Regions from separate parts of the Mus musculus genome. Here region 2 is linked to region 1. Evidence: chromatin loops called from intact Hi-C (ENCODE). Cell type or tissue: left cerebral cortex. All regions are shown on one strand.

Region 1 (8,000 bases):
TATATTCTACTGTGTGTATGCATTAGTTTCATTTATCCATTATCCTGAGAAATATCTTACATTCCCCATTTTCTGACAATTATGAAGCAAAACTGTACACAGGTTATAAAGTTTAAAAAACTTATTTAGGCTAGATTTTAAAGCGAGTATTTTCAGCCTTTTGTGCACATGTGTATACATTGTGTGCATGTATATATTTGCATGTGGAGACCAGCAGTCAACATCAGATGGCCTCCTCTATCACTTTCCACTTTATATTCTCTTTTAAGATTTATTTAAGTGTATGATACCCTGTAGCTTTCTTCTACACCAGAAGAGGGCATCAGATCCTATTACAGATGGTTGTGAGCCACCATGTGGTTGTTAGGAATTGAACTCAGGACCTCTAGAAGAGCAGTCAGTGCTCTTAACCACTGAGTCAGAGCTCCAGCCCCATTTTATATTCTTAAGGTGTCACTGATCTGCTCATCCACTCAGCTTGACTGGCAAGGCGAGGGCTCCTCCTGCCAACCCTCAGAGGACAGGTGCACACTGCTGTGCCTAGCTTTTTCCGGTAAGTGCTGGGGATCCAAGCTAGGCTCTTCATGCTTGTGTAGTTAACACTTTACCTTCAACAGCTGAGCCAAACCCACAGCCCCATTGTGCTTGTTTCTCTTTTAAAGAAACTGCCACACAATATGCCAAGGTAGTGAAACCACCAGTGACTCAGGAGTTCCTGTTACCCCAGGCCATCACAGGGTTTTGCACTGTCAGTCTTCCGGGTTTTGGCTTCAAGGGGCAGTTTCCTAATGACCTGGGATGTCAGCACAGCTATCCTTTGAAAATGTAAACTGATCCTATTATTTCTAGCTCAAGGCCCTATCATGGCTTCCACCATCTGTCCAACAATGTTCAAACTCCTTAGAAAGACTTCCCAGCATGCATATTTCATCTCCCAGCCATGCTCACTTACCCGCACTCCCCCAGCAATGCCTGCGCTCCTTGTACCTCTACTCATAGCTTACTCATAGTCTTAGAGCTCCCGCTTTGTCCTACTCAGGCCAACTCCTCCCAGGCTTCCTGAGAAGCTACCAATCGGCTTTCAAAGCTCAGCTCCGCGGAGAGGGGCACACTTCAAAGAGAATGCCTGCTTATAATGCAAAGCCTGCCTAGTAACCAGACACCTCTCCCCAGAGCCGCGGCTCCAATACCAAGGATCCCACAACATCTTTCATGCTTACTATCTTTTCCACCCATGATACCCATCAAAACTGGACTGTTTCTGTGTCTGTCACCCGTGCTGGTAAACTACAAGCGTTGTAAGGGAGGGACAATGTCTCTATCACTCACTTCAGCCGTCTGCACACATTAGCGTGCATTAAAGGTTGTTCAATGAAATTCAATTCAAAACAACTCCCTTTCTCCACTAATCCTTAGATTAGAGAAAATTAACAGTCAACTATATAGTCATAGAAATGGCACAGTGATTATACTGTGGAGGGATACTGGTTTCCTCTGGAGTCACATTCTGATTCACTACGCCAGAATTCTTATAAATCATGATGAACACGTATACACAGATACTTCTACTGTAGAGGGGAGTTTTCATAGTTCTAATATAAAACATTCTTAGGAAGCTTGAATTATGCAGATAGCTAACGCTCCTTTAAAAAAAAAAAAACGGCATCACAGGAAGAAACATTGTTGCTAAGAGCACAGTTGTTCTGAGTGGAGTTGCACAACATATGAACTAATGAGAAACAAACAACAGCAGCAACACAAGGACTGTGCTCCCAGTACTGTGGGTCAGAGCTGCAAGAGTACACTACGCAACAGTGGTACTGTTTGTATTTCACTACTCACTCTTACATCACTCATGGTAAATGTGAAGCCAGGTGATAGGGTATTTCCTAGCACATATTAGGCCCTGGGCTCAATCTGCAATTTCACAAAAACAAAACAAAACAACAGCATTATAAGAAGAAAAAGAAAAAAAAAACAGCATTATAGTGAAATACGCATAGGCAACATGTAATCCTTCAATGCACAGATCTGAAATGAGACTAACGTGCCTATAAGTAGAAGAAAATCAGCACAGCAGTAGGTGCATCATCAGTGGTACAAGAACTCCCAAATGAAGTTTGGTCCCAGTTAGTGGCATAATTTCCAATACACAAAAAGAACCGAGGGTGGTGACCATATCTGAAAGCAATTGTGTTGCATACTTTTTTGTTTGGTTGGTTGGTTGGGTTTTTGTTTTTGTTTTTTTCGAGACAGGGTTTCTCTGTATAGCCCTGGCTGTCCAGCCCTGGCTGTCCTGGAACTCACTTTGTAGACCAGGCTGGCCTCGAACTCAGAAATCCGCCTGCCTCTGCCTCCCGAGTGCTGGGATTAAAGGTGTGCGCCACCACGCCCGGCTGTGTCATACTTCTCAGCAAAGGAAATTAATGTAACAAGACAAAAGGTTGTGCTGGCCGGCTAAACCACAGCAGAATATTACATGGCCTAGTGGAAGCTCAAGTGGGCCAATGACCTAGCGTACTAAAACTGGGTCCATTGAGGCCTGCAAGCATCCTCAAAGTGGCCCGTGGTATGCATGAATGAGCACTGGAAAACCAATTGACAATAAAAACGTATAGTGATGTTTAATAATATAAGTAAATAAAACGATGATTAAATTGCTAATTTATCTTGAAAACTGTTAGAGAAAAATCAAAGTGAATTTCCAACATTTCTTTCATCTTTTGAAATGTCTAAAACCAACCAACAAAAGCGGCAATAACTGCACTCAAGGGGTAATTTCAGTACCTTGGCCTTTGCTTCCTTCTCGTCCACAGGAACTTAGTCACACGACGAGTTAGTTTTTAATTTTTCCCCCCAACATAAATATACCCACAATATGTTGCAGCCTTTTAAAAAGGTGACTCTTGTCCTTTTACAGATGTGTGAAAATCGAGCTACAGATTAGAACCACACTCTGGCCTAGGAGCGATGCACAAGTGCGGGGGTGCTGCCCTGGGGCCACAACCAGCAGGGACCACACTCAGACCCAAAGTCGGGTCAGCAGCACCCCGAGCCACGGGTACGACCAATTTGTCCGTGAGTCCGTAGGCAGAGAAGCACGGGTGTGACCAGGCTGCAGCTGAGGCGGGCGCACCGGGGCAGCGAAGACGCAGCAGGCCCTTCCACCACCCGCCCTCCCTCCGGGCCGCGCCGCGCCCCGCCCCGCCGCGCCCCTCACCCGCTCGCCCTCCGGTGGTCGCGTCCGCCCGCTCGCTCGCTCGCCTGCCCGCAGGCGGATAGGAGTTCGCGCGCCCGAGACGCCGGCCTACGCTGGCCCGCGAAGCTCCGGTCCCGCCCTTTGTGACACCGCTCACCAATCGCCGATCAGCGCTGCCGACGCCCTCCAATCAGCTCGCGAGGGGCGGGGCCTAGTCTTCCGCGGCTGGCGGTTGCTCGGACGCCGGGGTCGCACGGGCTTTCAGGAAGGGTTGTCGGTTAGAACTGGCCCGTATGTTGACTCTTTATAACTGGTTGCAGGACCCGTCTAGGGCAGGGTAGGAGACTGGAGACGGGGCACAGCGTCTGGGAAGAGCCGGCACCAGAGTGGCTGGGGCACTTCTAAGGTTCTTTGGGGATAGGAGGGTCTTTGGCATTTGTTATTTACTCATGGCCTAGGACACTTAAAAGGATGTCCATGCTAGTCACCCTTTTCTTGTACTCCACGTTCTCCTAACATTTCTGACTCAGTTGTGTCATCTGTAAAATGGGAACATTTCTATATGCCTTTTGCATTTGAGCAACTATTTGAAGATTATAGGTCAAACAGTCTCAACCTGAGCTCAGATCCCGTCCTACTTTTGCTGTGCACCGAGCTGAAGTGGGATATAAACTGACTGGCTTTCTGACTACACATGCCTTCCAACTAGGTTGGGCCCCTGCTGCTTCGGTTCCTTCATAGGAGGTTCAACTCAAGTGTTTTACCAGGAGGACTGCAGAGGACCATGAAAGCGCTCCCTCATAGTCAACTTGCAAAAGAACCCTGGCCCTGATCAGTCTTCTCCCACCCTCTCATTATCCTCCGAGACCTGAGCCACTAGTCTCCACAGTTTCAACTCCTCGGGACTGAGGTAGATGGTATGGTGAGGCCTTTTGTCAGCCTCTTGCTCTTAAACTCAGCCCATGACTGGGCTGATAACTTCCAACTCTATTGAGGCCAGAGCCATGATGGTAACATGAACAGAGCCTAGGAGGACAGTGCCTGCGCAGGACATCGTGATCACTCACAGCACTCACGTGCTCTAGCATCCAGTGGATGCGCTTAAATTTTATTTTTTTAGCTTAACATTTCATAACCTCATCAAACCATACATCACCAGTCATAACCTACCATTTTAAAGGGCAGACAAAAAGGTCTATTCTCAACAACAATCTTGCAATTTTAGTACTGAAACCATTTACAAAGGAGGAAACAAAAGCTATGAGAGGCAAATTTTTGCCTACAGATAAAAAATCCCATTTCCTGTCACTTCTGAATTCTGACTGGGGTAGCCAGATAATGTAGCCATGATGGAGGCTGTGTTCCAATAAAACTTTCTGCACATTATTAAGACAACAGAGGACCACAGTTCCCCTTACAAGATTGCAGACCCACTTTTTGGGAATTCAGTAGAAAGCTCTTCTCATGGGCTTAGAACCCATAAATGCATAACCTTTCACGTGCTAGACCATCACAGCACCCAGACCCACCGACAGAGCAAACCCTTCAGGTCTGGTGCCTGACCACTGCTCGATCTGCACTCCCTGCCCACACATGAAGCCACAAAGCAGTGTCTCCTGTTAGCATGAGCTTCCATGCACTCTTATTAAGTAAGAACAAACCTCTGTGAAGCGTTTATTTTTTATTTGTAATTTTAAGCATAATTAAAATCAATGCAGAAAAATATCAGCTACATTGGGTAAAGGAAGTGAGTGAGTATCTGCTTGTAAGCCCGTGAAGACAGCGTTAGGAGAGCACGTCACTACGTGAAAAACAGAATGGGAGGGTGAACTGTGAAGGCCCCGCATGCTGCGCATGCTCTACTGGCTTCCGAAGGCATTCAGGGGGTCATCAAAAATGCTGGCCACTTTGTGCTCAGATCTTTGTTCAGATGCTGCCTCTGCAGATTGGCTTTTGGGTTTGGATGCTTTAGCCTGGAGGCCAGAGGAGAAAATGTCATCTTTAAAAAGAAAAAAAGAAAGATGTTAAGACAGGCAAACAAGAAAATGGGAACTTGAGACACATGCACACAAACTGTAAAGCCCAATTCTAATAACACACTAAGACCACCAACATCGAAGTCAAACCTCTTAGATTCTGGGCCTGGCTCAGTTGGTGGCACCCAACTTTTGTAAGGACATATGAACGAACATCGGGTTCTTTCTGAACATAAGTTTCTAGCTACAGAAGTGTGTCTGCACTTGAAGTCAGAAACAGGAGGGTGGAGCGGTTCTCCACCTCAGCGAGGGCCTCACCACCTGGAACTGCTCTTTCTCTCTTTCTGCCTTCTTTTCACTCTGGATTTTAAGAAGAGTAAGAATGTACAAACAGAAATCCAATATAGGATGCGCTCAGAGCGCACATCTCAGTGGTAAGAATGGAGTCTGGTTCCACTCATATTAGTGCTTCAGACTCAGCTTAGCTATGCTCTGCTGCTTACCACGTAATTTTATCAGCAGGGTTCTACTGCATCAAATTCATCCTGTGTACGTAAAGACATAATGAAAGACCATGGCATTATCTATATCAAACTAGAGATCTAGATTGTCAATGTGCTAATGGCTAACACAAAGCAGTATTACTCAAAACACTGAAATCAAACACATTTAAACTGACTGGAAGTAGAAAAGGTGCACTTGCTTACTACTATTCCTATGTAAATCACAGTCTTAGAGGATGCACAGCAAACTTAACACTGGCTAGCTTTAAAGCTTTAATCCCTCCACTTAACAAAATGTTCTAAATCGTATGACTGCCACATAAGCATGTATTACAATTTAATAATGAAAGAAAGTCATGCCTGTAACCCCAGCTAAGATCAGGAGTGCACAGCACAGGCAGCCAGGGCCACAGCAAGATCATGTGTCAGAAAATGAACAAAGGAAATAAGCAGCCCAAGTCTCTTGTAACTCTGTGCTGTAAAGACAGACATGTGAGGACGGAGCCCAAAGTCTGCCAGGGAGACAGAGTCAGCGTGGCTCTGCAACTCAAAGCCCAGGCCTGGAGGGACAAAGAGAGGACGTGTGTATTTTGGGCTTCAGTCTGGGTTGACCAACACAGGATGTATCAGGAGGCAAACTTTATAGCTATCAGCATCTGGCTTGCTTGTTAGCTGAGGAGTGGGTACAGCGTGTTCAGATCAGCATCTGGCTTGCTTGTTAGCTGAGGAGTGGGTACAGCGTGTTCAGAAACACAGAGGAACCCAGGGAGCTGCCGAGTCTCACTTGTGACTTCGCGGCACAGCCCTGCTCTCTGTTACTGACCCTCCAGTCTCTTGGCTGCTGTCCCTCATTGTCCAGCTAGAATCCTGACTCAACCAGCTTCATGGCCTGCTGATAGCACATGGAAGAAGTTTCTGATAGACTCTCCTTTGAAAGTCATTGGTGTTGTCAGATGACAGCAGAAGTTAATTTCTTCTTCAGGTCAAGTGCTGAGCACCGTCTTAAACCTTGATACTCACTCAGCATAGCCTATGGCTGCCGCATGAAAATGACTAGTCCACCTACATATCATGTGCTTAGACTAACAGCAAGGAGAACCTACTGGGGAACAAAGTGCAGGAAAGGACCAACATGACTGACAGCAAACAGCCCCCAAGCAGTGGCGTGATCTAGATAAACACTCACCTGTGTCATCATCAAACATGGACTTGGCTGCAACTTTCTTTTTGGACTTTTCTTTGGGTTTTACAGTTAAGTCAGCGAAGATATCAATATTATCATCAAATAAGTTGGGCTCCAAAGTCCTCCCCTTCTCTCTCTTTTTTGGAAAAGGTTTAATTGCTTCCGTAGCAAATATATCATCCTAGTTAAGTCCAAAAACAGTTTATTCTTTGTTGTAAATAAACGCATTTTTAAAACTAAAGTAGTTCAATAATTTATAGAAATGCACTGTCAAGCACAGTCTCCCCTGAGGACTGCAAGACACTCCCCCAGGTCTCTGCAAAACTCACCCTCGCCATCTGCAAATGGCAGCTCTGCAGTGAGGTCCTGAGGGTGGCCTGGAGAGCAGCGTCCCACTGCACCCAGCCACTCTGCCCCACATAATGTTCGTCGTGACATTTCATGCCATCTGAGATCACCTTCACCACCTGCTGCTCAGTTTGGATCTCGGGCCTTGAGATGTCAGGACAGAACACATGCCCTGGCTATCCTGCTGCACGGCGACCACTGTGCTCATAGACACCTGCTGAACAACTACTACAGTTTACTGTCAAAACTCGGCTAGTCAGGGTCCCAACCAGCATCAGCGCTTAAACACACAGCTGTGCCGAGAGAGGTCATACATGTCACAGAATGACATGCCAACAAAGCTGACCACAGCACCATTCTACAAACTCTTTAAAACAGCAAACAAAAAATAATGAAAATCATGTACACATGCTATGCTAATGCTATGCTAATGCTATGCTAATGCTATGCTGGTGCTATGCTAATGCTATATGCTAGTGCTATGCTAATGCTATGCTATGCTATGCTATGCTATGCTATGCTATGCTAAATAAAAAGGCCCAGGGCTTATGCTGTGGTTCCGTACAGCATCTGCCTAACACGTACTGGGTTTTGAGCTCTATCCCCTGCACTACAATAACATTTTTAAAAATAATCCAACACTTATAACAGATTAAAGGCAGCAAGAACTACCCCTGGGGCTGGTGAGATGGCTCAGCAGGTAAGAGCACCCGACTGCTCTTCCAAAGGTCCAGAGTTCAAATGCCAGCAACCACATGGTGGCTCACAACCATCCGTAACGAGATCTGACT
Region 2 (8,000 bases), 75 kb before region 1:
AGGAGGGAAATTCTAAAATTCATATGAACCACAAAAGATCCTACAAAATAAAGCAATTCTGAGCAAAAAGAATGATATCAAAGGGATTGCCACTCCAGATTTCAAGTATATTACAGAGCTATCATAATACAACAGCATGATCTTGGCTCAAAAATAGACATGCAGATCAATAGTAAAAAAAGAGAAGATCAACAAACATTCCTGGGAAAACGAGGACAATCCACAGGGAGAGGGAGGAGAAATAAATCACACAGGGACATTTGAAAAAGCCATGGGAAAGCAGATTATTTTGTTTACTTAAAATACACATAATACATAAAATACATATAATGTGTAGAAATGCATGTGCATATATATGTGTGTACTTAAACAAAGTTATTCCACTTGGGGTAACAACACTCCCCCTCAAAAACTACAGACTACCTAACAAAAATTCCAGTGACAATCATGAAAGAATCCTTTGGAGTGGTTAGTCAGGAGAGCCCAAGAGACTACCAAAACAATGCAGGCTATTGCCATTGCTCTTGATCACCTCCCAAAGTTTGAAAGTAACTCCATTTTGCTAAAGAAGGCACATATTTCTGACACAGGACTTGGAGGAATTAGGCTAGCTGTGAAGACCTCTTCCTTAAGGACTAGCTCTCACAGTACTGGAAGGTGCTATGCAATTTGCCAATGGAGGGAAATGATGCAACAATACTATCCAACTGTACCACCTACAAACCACAGCAATGACCAGAAAGACAAGATATTCCAAAAGGTGCAACAGAGATGTGGTGGTTTCAATGAGAATGACCCTATAGGCTCAGATATCTGAATGTTTGGTCTCTAGTTGTGGAACTGTTTTGGGAAGGATTAGGAGGTGTGGCCTTGTTGGAGGAAGTGTGTCACTGGAGGTGGACTTTGAGGTTGCAAAAACCCACACCATGCCTAGTCAGTCAGTCTGCCTATGCCCCCACCCCCCACAGCCTCCATCCCCACCCCCACCGCCCCTACCTCGTGCTTATGGATCAAATGTAAGCTCTCAGCTATTGCCAGGCTGTACACCATGATGGTCACAAACTCACCCTCTGAAACTGTAAGCAAGTCCTAAGTTAAATGATTTCTTTTACAAGTTCCCTTTGTCATGATGTCTTTTAACAGCAATAGCAAAGTAACTAAGGAACCAGCACTTGGATGCTGAGAGTAACCAATAGCTATCTATTTGGACTTAAAGCAAGCTCAACAGGAGAGGAAAATGTCTCATATTATAAATCTAACCAACTACCCCTGACTGGTGAGGTCTATGACCCTAGAGAAGGACCTGCTCTAGTAAATCAGCATAATTTCTAACTGCATTGTAAATACCATCATACTCACAAATAAGTATAGGTCTCCCTCCTTATCACAGAAGCTTCTTAAAGTGACAGACAGGAGCCAGTACAGAAAGCCACAAGGGGAGCCAACTGCAGATAACGGGCTGTTGGGTGAACAACAGCCCTAACTGATAGATCTACAACACAACCACAATGATTCAGGGAACAGATCAGAAGACAGAGAGCAAAGATGGAGGAGCCAGATGCCCAGGTTGTCTGCTACATGATAGTGTCTTCTGTATGACAGGGACACTGCAGCCACAAAATCTCATCAGTAAGGTTTCTTAGGGAAGACCTGAACAATGGCAGCATCTTTTGATATAACAATGTGGATGAGGGAAATCTCACAAGACCCCACCCTTGGAAGAAGAGCTACAGGCAATTAATCGCTGCTGAGAGAGAGCAAACCAATCTTCTCCAGGGATAAGTTCCCTGATAGGTTACCCAATCCTCCAATCCCAAATGGTCAGCCTTAACCACATATACATACAAGAAATACTAAAGGAACAGAATTCATGTGTTCATGTGTGTATGTAAAACAATAATAAAGACTACGAGGCTAAGAGGCCATATGTTTCAGAGGAAGCTGTGGGAGCAGAGGGAGAAATGGAGAGAGAGGGGACATGAAATCAGTACTCACGTGGGACGTTATAAACAACGGGCTGTGGGCTGCAGAACCAGTCACAGAGCAGTTACCTGGTTTGTGTGAGAGCCTGTGTTTAATCCTCAGAAAGAAAAGTGAAGAAACAGAACATGGTAGAGGAAAAAGAGGGACAGAACTCCTGTGACAGAAGATGCCCTTCAAGCAGATGGCTCACCCAACAGTAAAGAGGGCTCTTCATTTCTCGCTCCCACTGGTTGATTGTTTTGTTATCCGAGACTGGACAAAGGCCCTGTGCGTGCTACGCGTTCCCCCTGTTACAGAACCACATCTGCAGCCCCCAACAGGGAAGCTTAACAAGAGAATCTATTCCATCCTGTCTGGGCCTTGAACTAATTTCTCCTAATGCTGGTTTAAATGACATAGCCATGCTGGACTTAAAACACTCACATTTAGCAACAAGAAGCAAGGAAACCTTGTCTTCAAATAAATGATAAATTTGTTTTTAGTTTAGGTACATTCCACATATTTTGTGTTTACCTAAAATTCATATTTAATTGTGAATCGTGTGTTTCATCTGACAATCCTGGATGTAGCCAAGACATGCAACACAGTTTCATCGTCTGCCTATACTTAAAGAGAAGGTAAAGGAGGGAGTTGTCTTGGAAAAGACAATGTACCTCACCTGGGTGTCACAGACATTAGACGACCAACAGCCACCTCCTCACAAAGGACAAACTTTTTAAAATGTGTTCTCTGCCTCTATCTTCCCACTGCCAGGATCACAGTGCGCCACCGTGCCCAGCGATTTTCCCTGCTAACATCAAAGTTCAGTACATCTCTTATCAATAAAGTCTCCAGAAACAAGAAGTTAGGAAAGTACACATGGCTCTTTATTTTAACTTCCTCAGTAATTTCACACTCTGCATACCCTCATTCACTGCATCCAACAGGATATTTCGTTTGATTTTATTGAACATAGGGTCTCACACACTGAATCTCTCAAAATGCAAAATTTTCTTGCTTCAGATTTTCAACATTTAGTTTTTAAAAAAAAAAGTGTCCACATCATTCCATGTATAGTTCATACATTCTTTTTCACAGCACGTGATTTGAGTATTCTAAATGAAGTATTCCACTCCCATTTTGAGTAACTAACCAAGCAAGTACATGTGAAGTCTACTATATAGAAGCACGATTGCAGTCCCTCCTGGGGCTGATCAGAAATACTGCTGTTTTTTCCAAGAGATAAGTTATATATTTATTATTTCTCTAATTGCATAACATATAATCGAACAAAATAAAGAAAAAAAAAAATAATGGGAAGGGCCATACTTCATACGTATCTTGAGACATCATCAAATTAACAAAAACATAAAACGACAAAAAAAAAAAAAAAAAACCACTTCATAATAAATCTTGACAGCTGTATGACCACTGTGTGTCTTTACGTGGGGGAGACAAAGAAGCAGAAAAGGGCTGGCTTTCTTTCTTCCTTTGTTGTTGTTTTTTTTTTTTTTTTTTTTTTCAAATGGGCTTTCAGAGAAGCGTGTTTTCTTTTTAAGGGAGGTTTAGCTGCGTTAAAGATACGTGAGAAGAACGTGAGCCATTATAATCCTCCCCTAATAAATTCCCTATTTAAAAAAACTTGACTCAGATGAAGGAGTCCAAAAAAAAAAAAAAAACATTTTTAAAGACGAGCAAATGGGCGGCGATTAAAATGTAAAGCAGCCTACCTACGCTTTGCCTCCAGCGCTTCTACTAGAGCAGCACCGTCCAGACGCCACGTCAGGCACTCAGACACCAGGAATCCACACTTCCATCTCGGACGGACGCGGAGACTGAAGCAGAGGCAGGGAGGGAGGGTTGCCCGGTGCGCGCCCTCACAGCCCAGCCCGGGCAGGACTTCACCTGAGAGAGCCCGAGACCTTCGGCCGCCCGCCGATAGGGTGACCGGACCCCGCCCCGCAGCACGCGGCCTCTCCCCGGCCCGAGACCTCCGCGCACCCACCTGTCGCGGCCTCCCAGCGGCCACACCCCTGGTGGCCCGGAGCGCGCGGCCCCGCCACGCCGCACCTCGGCGCGAGCAGCTCAGGTGGGCGCGGAGCTCCACGCGCGGCCCGCTTCCTGCATGACCCGGGCCGGACGCAGCAGGGCCGCTGGGTCAGCGCGCAGCCTACACCACCCAGCGAGAGGACGCCGACTGACCGGTCACGTGACGCGCCGGTCACGTGCCCCGCCGCGCCTCAGGCTAAAAGCGTTGCTTTGGCGACCTGGGGCGCTGGGAAGGCGGGGTAGCGGCGGCGGCCGCCTGGTAGACTGGCGCTGGGTGAGGCTGCTGGTAGACTCCGCCCGGCTTCACCTTCTCAGTGTAGAGAAAGGTAAACCTTCCGGTGCGCTAGCAAATGAAGTGGGAGCGAGAACTACGCGGTAAAACGTTTGTGTGTATGGACGAGCAGGGTTTTTTGTTTTGTTTTTTCTCTCACTCCCTAACCTAGAGAGACTCTGAGTGTATATGGTATGGATATGTAAATATGGTATTCATAATTTTTATGAGGATATTTCTGTCCATGTAGACAAGACGTATTTGACTCTACTTTGTCTACATTAAACTCATCCCTGATTATACCTGTACACTGGTGTTGTGACTTGTCCCCACCACAGTACTGTTGGTTGGACCCAAAGATTCTCTCAGAAGCTATCATTCCTAACTTTTACAATTTCTTGACATTCTAATTTTCCTAAGTCACATCTTACAGAAGGAGAGGTTTTGGCCACTGGCAGTTTTATTTATCCAATAATCTTTATTACACGGTACATTCAAGGTATTTTTTTTTAAATTCATGAGAGATTTGTAAGGCAATCCCTGCAGTACTCCACGATTTTCTATTGTCTAGAAGTAAGTCTGTTGGTTTAGCTAATCAGGTTACTCAGCATACTCAAATATGCTGGTCAGTTTGCATACTATGCTGTTTAGAGAGCAAACTGTCAGGAGACAAAACATCTGGATCCATGTAGCAAAGCAAAAAATGGGTCCATTCCTGTAGATCACCTTGAAAGCAACATTCATCTAGAAGATGGAATGGTGAATTTTTTTCGTGCAGATTTTTGCTGTGGGAAGCAGCAGCTACAACCTGAGAGAATCCTCCTGCCCTGGTGGCAGGCTTTCCTATAAGGCAGGACTAAACTTCCATTAGTGTCGTACATGGGCAAGAAGAGTCAATTAAGTGATTTGGGGGTGTGGGAGCCTGCCATCCGAAGTGACAAAGATTTCCAAGTTCTAGAAGTGTCTGAGTAGTTGTGGAGCTGGAAATATTATTTAGGCAAAGCTAGAGTCTCCTAACACAAGGATTCCCTACCCAAGAGATTTCTGAAGCCTCTCTTCATCTAAAACAAAGCTCTGAGTCCTGAGACCAAAATCTTGCATCTGTCCAAACAAGGGAACAAACAGGAAGTGGGAAGAAACCTCTGTACTTAGAAGGTAAAGCTGCTAAAATAAAGAAAAAAAGCAGTTGCTTTGAGGTGACCATTTGCTCAATGCAAGAAGCCTCGTGGCCTTTGGTAAAAATCCTCCTGTCTGTGCTAAAGGGGATGACTTCCCTCCTAGACTGTAGATCAGGGGATGCCAAGTGAGGCATGAGCCAGGGGGCCAATGTTACCCTACAACTAGTCACACTCAACTCTTCAAATGCTTAAGCACACGTTTATCAGTTACGGGTTCCTTGCAAACAAAAGATGCTGTTACAGTCGATGTTAGTGTGCATGTGTAATTTCTGCCCCAGGAGGTTTTCAAGAGATCAGGAATTCAAGGTCAAGCCTAGACTACATAGTTGACCTAAAAAAAAAAAAACAGTGACAAAATATACTGCTGGTGTCTATGATCATAATGGCATTGAACAAGGTGAATCTGAAGTGTGAGGAATAACAGAAACAAATTAAGAGATGAATATCTATATCTTAACTATGCTGTTGAAAAGCAGCCCTTGAATCCACACTTCCTGATTTTAAGTCTTGGACAGCTTTCCACAAGAGCAACACCTGGGATAGCTTGTGAAAGAGGTTTCTTGTGGCTCCAGAGAGTCCAGTCCTAGATGACCTGACACTTCTCCTTCTTTGTAAAGACTCATTCTTCTAGAATGAGGTGTTTAGACAACTCTAGAATGGAAAAAAATCCAAAAGTGGGCATGGAGGCACATGCCTGTGGCCCCATCTATACCAAAGGCTGAGGCTGGATATCACTGAGTTGAATCAAGCCCTGAAGCTAGCCTGAACAACAGAACAAGACTCTGTATCCCTATAAGAAGAAAAGACACATTGCTTTCAGTATTTTAAATGGTTTTTAGTTTAGCATCTCATTTTTTAAACTCAAAACTTAAGATGAAGGTGGCTATATCACAAGACCTAATCACACTCAATATTTTGGCAACAGCACAAGAACAATGTGTCCTCAATTCACTAACATTTGTAAGCATAAATTAAATCTGTCTGATTCTGCCTTGTTTAATCATTCACTAACATCGTTAGCACACAATCATGGCCTTGCCATTTTAAGTGCTAATCTTAATCATGACAATTGACTATATCTGTTATTGTTTATGTGATTTGATGTCTTAAGTATTGACATCTGTCTTCTAGATTTCCTTAAGTCTCCAAGCAAGATCATATCCCCTGTACCGGCTAGGTTTGTGTGTCAACAAGCTGGAGTTATCACAGAAAAAGGAGCCTCCCTTGTGGAAATGTGTCCATGAGATCCAGCTGTAAGGCATTTTCTCAATTAGTGATCAAGGGTAGGAGGGCCCATTGTGAGTGGTGCCATTCCTGGGCTGTTCTGGATTCTACAGGAAAACACACTGAGCAAGCCAGTAACATTCCTCCGTGGGCTTTGCTCCTGCTTCCTGACCTGCTTGAGTTCCAGTCCAGACTTCCTTGGTGATGAACAGCAGTATGGAAGTGTAAGCTGAATAAACCCTTTCCTCCACAACTTGCTTCTTGGTCATGATGTTTGTGCAGGAATAGAAAAGACATCCCCTTAGTCCAGACAGGCTAAGACTCTTTTGATGTTAGTAGATATGCTCAACATCCGTAGTAAGTCTAAAGAAACTTTAACAGATGGAGCCTCCACCTTCTGAGGCACTTAAGGTTCAGAGGGAAATCAGGAAGACTAGGAAGATATGAAGCCATGGGTCCCCTCATGTGTACTCTTTGGTTGGTGGTTTAGTCCCTGGGAGCTCTGGGGGATGGTCTGGTTGGTTGATTTTGTTGTTCTTCCTATGGGGTTGCAAATCCCTTCAGGTTCTTCAGTCCTTTCTCTAACTCCTCCATTAGGGACCCTGTGCTCAGTCCAATGATTGGCTGCAAGCATAGGCCACTGTACTTGTCAGGCACTGGCAAAGCCTCTCAGGAGAGCTATATCAGGCTCCTGTCTGGGTTTGGTGACTGTATATGGGATGAATACAAAGGGTATCTCTTGCACAGTAAGGTCTAATAGATTTGCCTTGCTAGGCTTGGGACTCACTTTAGGAACTCTCATCCCTCACTGCTTTTCCCTTCTGCAGCAGTTATGTTATGACCATTGTTGGATTGTGGAAGCATAACATTTTTTGATTTCACAGGTTTCCAGCTGGTGAAGAGATTTTGCTTCAGGTTGAATCAGACTCAGTCTTACCTACACCTGCTATAGATGGCATTTAAGATAGAATGGACTATCTATCAGGTCTCATGAAACAAATTGAGAGTGTGGGACTGTGGGGCTGTGGGGCTGTGGGGCTGTGGGGCAAAAAATAATTTTCCATTTACATTTGCACATAACAATATGAATTTGTGGGGACAATAGTGGAATATTGTGGAATGAATTCATACCTCTGACCAAAATTCACATTGATGCCTTAAGCCCCAATGTGCTTTCCTTAAGTATAAGGACATAATTGTGATTAAGTTAGGTCAGAGCAGGGGCCTACGCTTCTAGTCTAGTATCTTCATTAGAAGAAATACAGCAGAGTTCTCATTCCTGGTTCCTTCCTGTGTGACTTTACCTCAATTTTGTG

The links. Hi-C counts contacts between places; a loop is a spot of excess contacts. Peaks named below come from ENCODE experiments on the same cell type or tissue, not always from the same donor. Only the 100,000 strongest peaks of a DNase experiment are listed, where the experiment ranks them.
Region 2: it touches region 1 in a loop (2.1-fold over the local background); 4 of 42 quality-filtered maps call a loop at or near these places.

Annotation. Positions count from the first base shown.
Region 1 is chr6:116,259,533-116,267,532 of GRCm38, reverse strand. Washc2 (WASH complex subunit 2`) reads right to left here. Exons shown (of 31, transcript NM_026585.3): 30 at 6,865-7,042; 31 at 4,862-5,198. The coding sequence ends at 5,059. Zfand4 (zinc finger, AN1-type domain 4) reads right to left here and starts at 3,314. Exons shown (of 10, transcript NM_001309446.1): 1 at 3,221-3,314. In left cerebral cortex, a CTCF peak has its summit at 316 (motif pointing right); DNase peaks (open chromatin) are centred at 1,076, 3,042 and 3,373; H3K4me3 peaks cover 1,283 bases; H3K27ac peaks cover 532 bases.
Region 2 is chr6:116,334,183-116,342,182 of GRCm38, reverse strand. Marchf8 (membrane associated ring-CH-type finger 8) reads right to left here and starts at 4,161. Exons shown (of 8, transcript NM_001302383.1): 1 at 3,968-4,161; 2 at 3,693-3,797. In left cerebral cortex, a CTCF peak has its summit at 3,903; DNase peaks (open chromatin) are centred at 3,778 and 4,195; H3K4me3 peaks cover 1,991 bases; H3K27ac peaks cover 831 bases.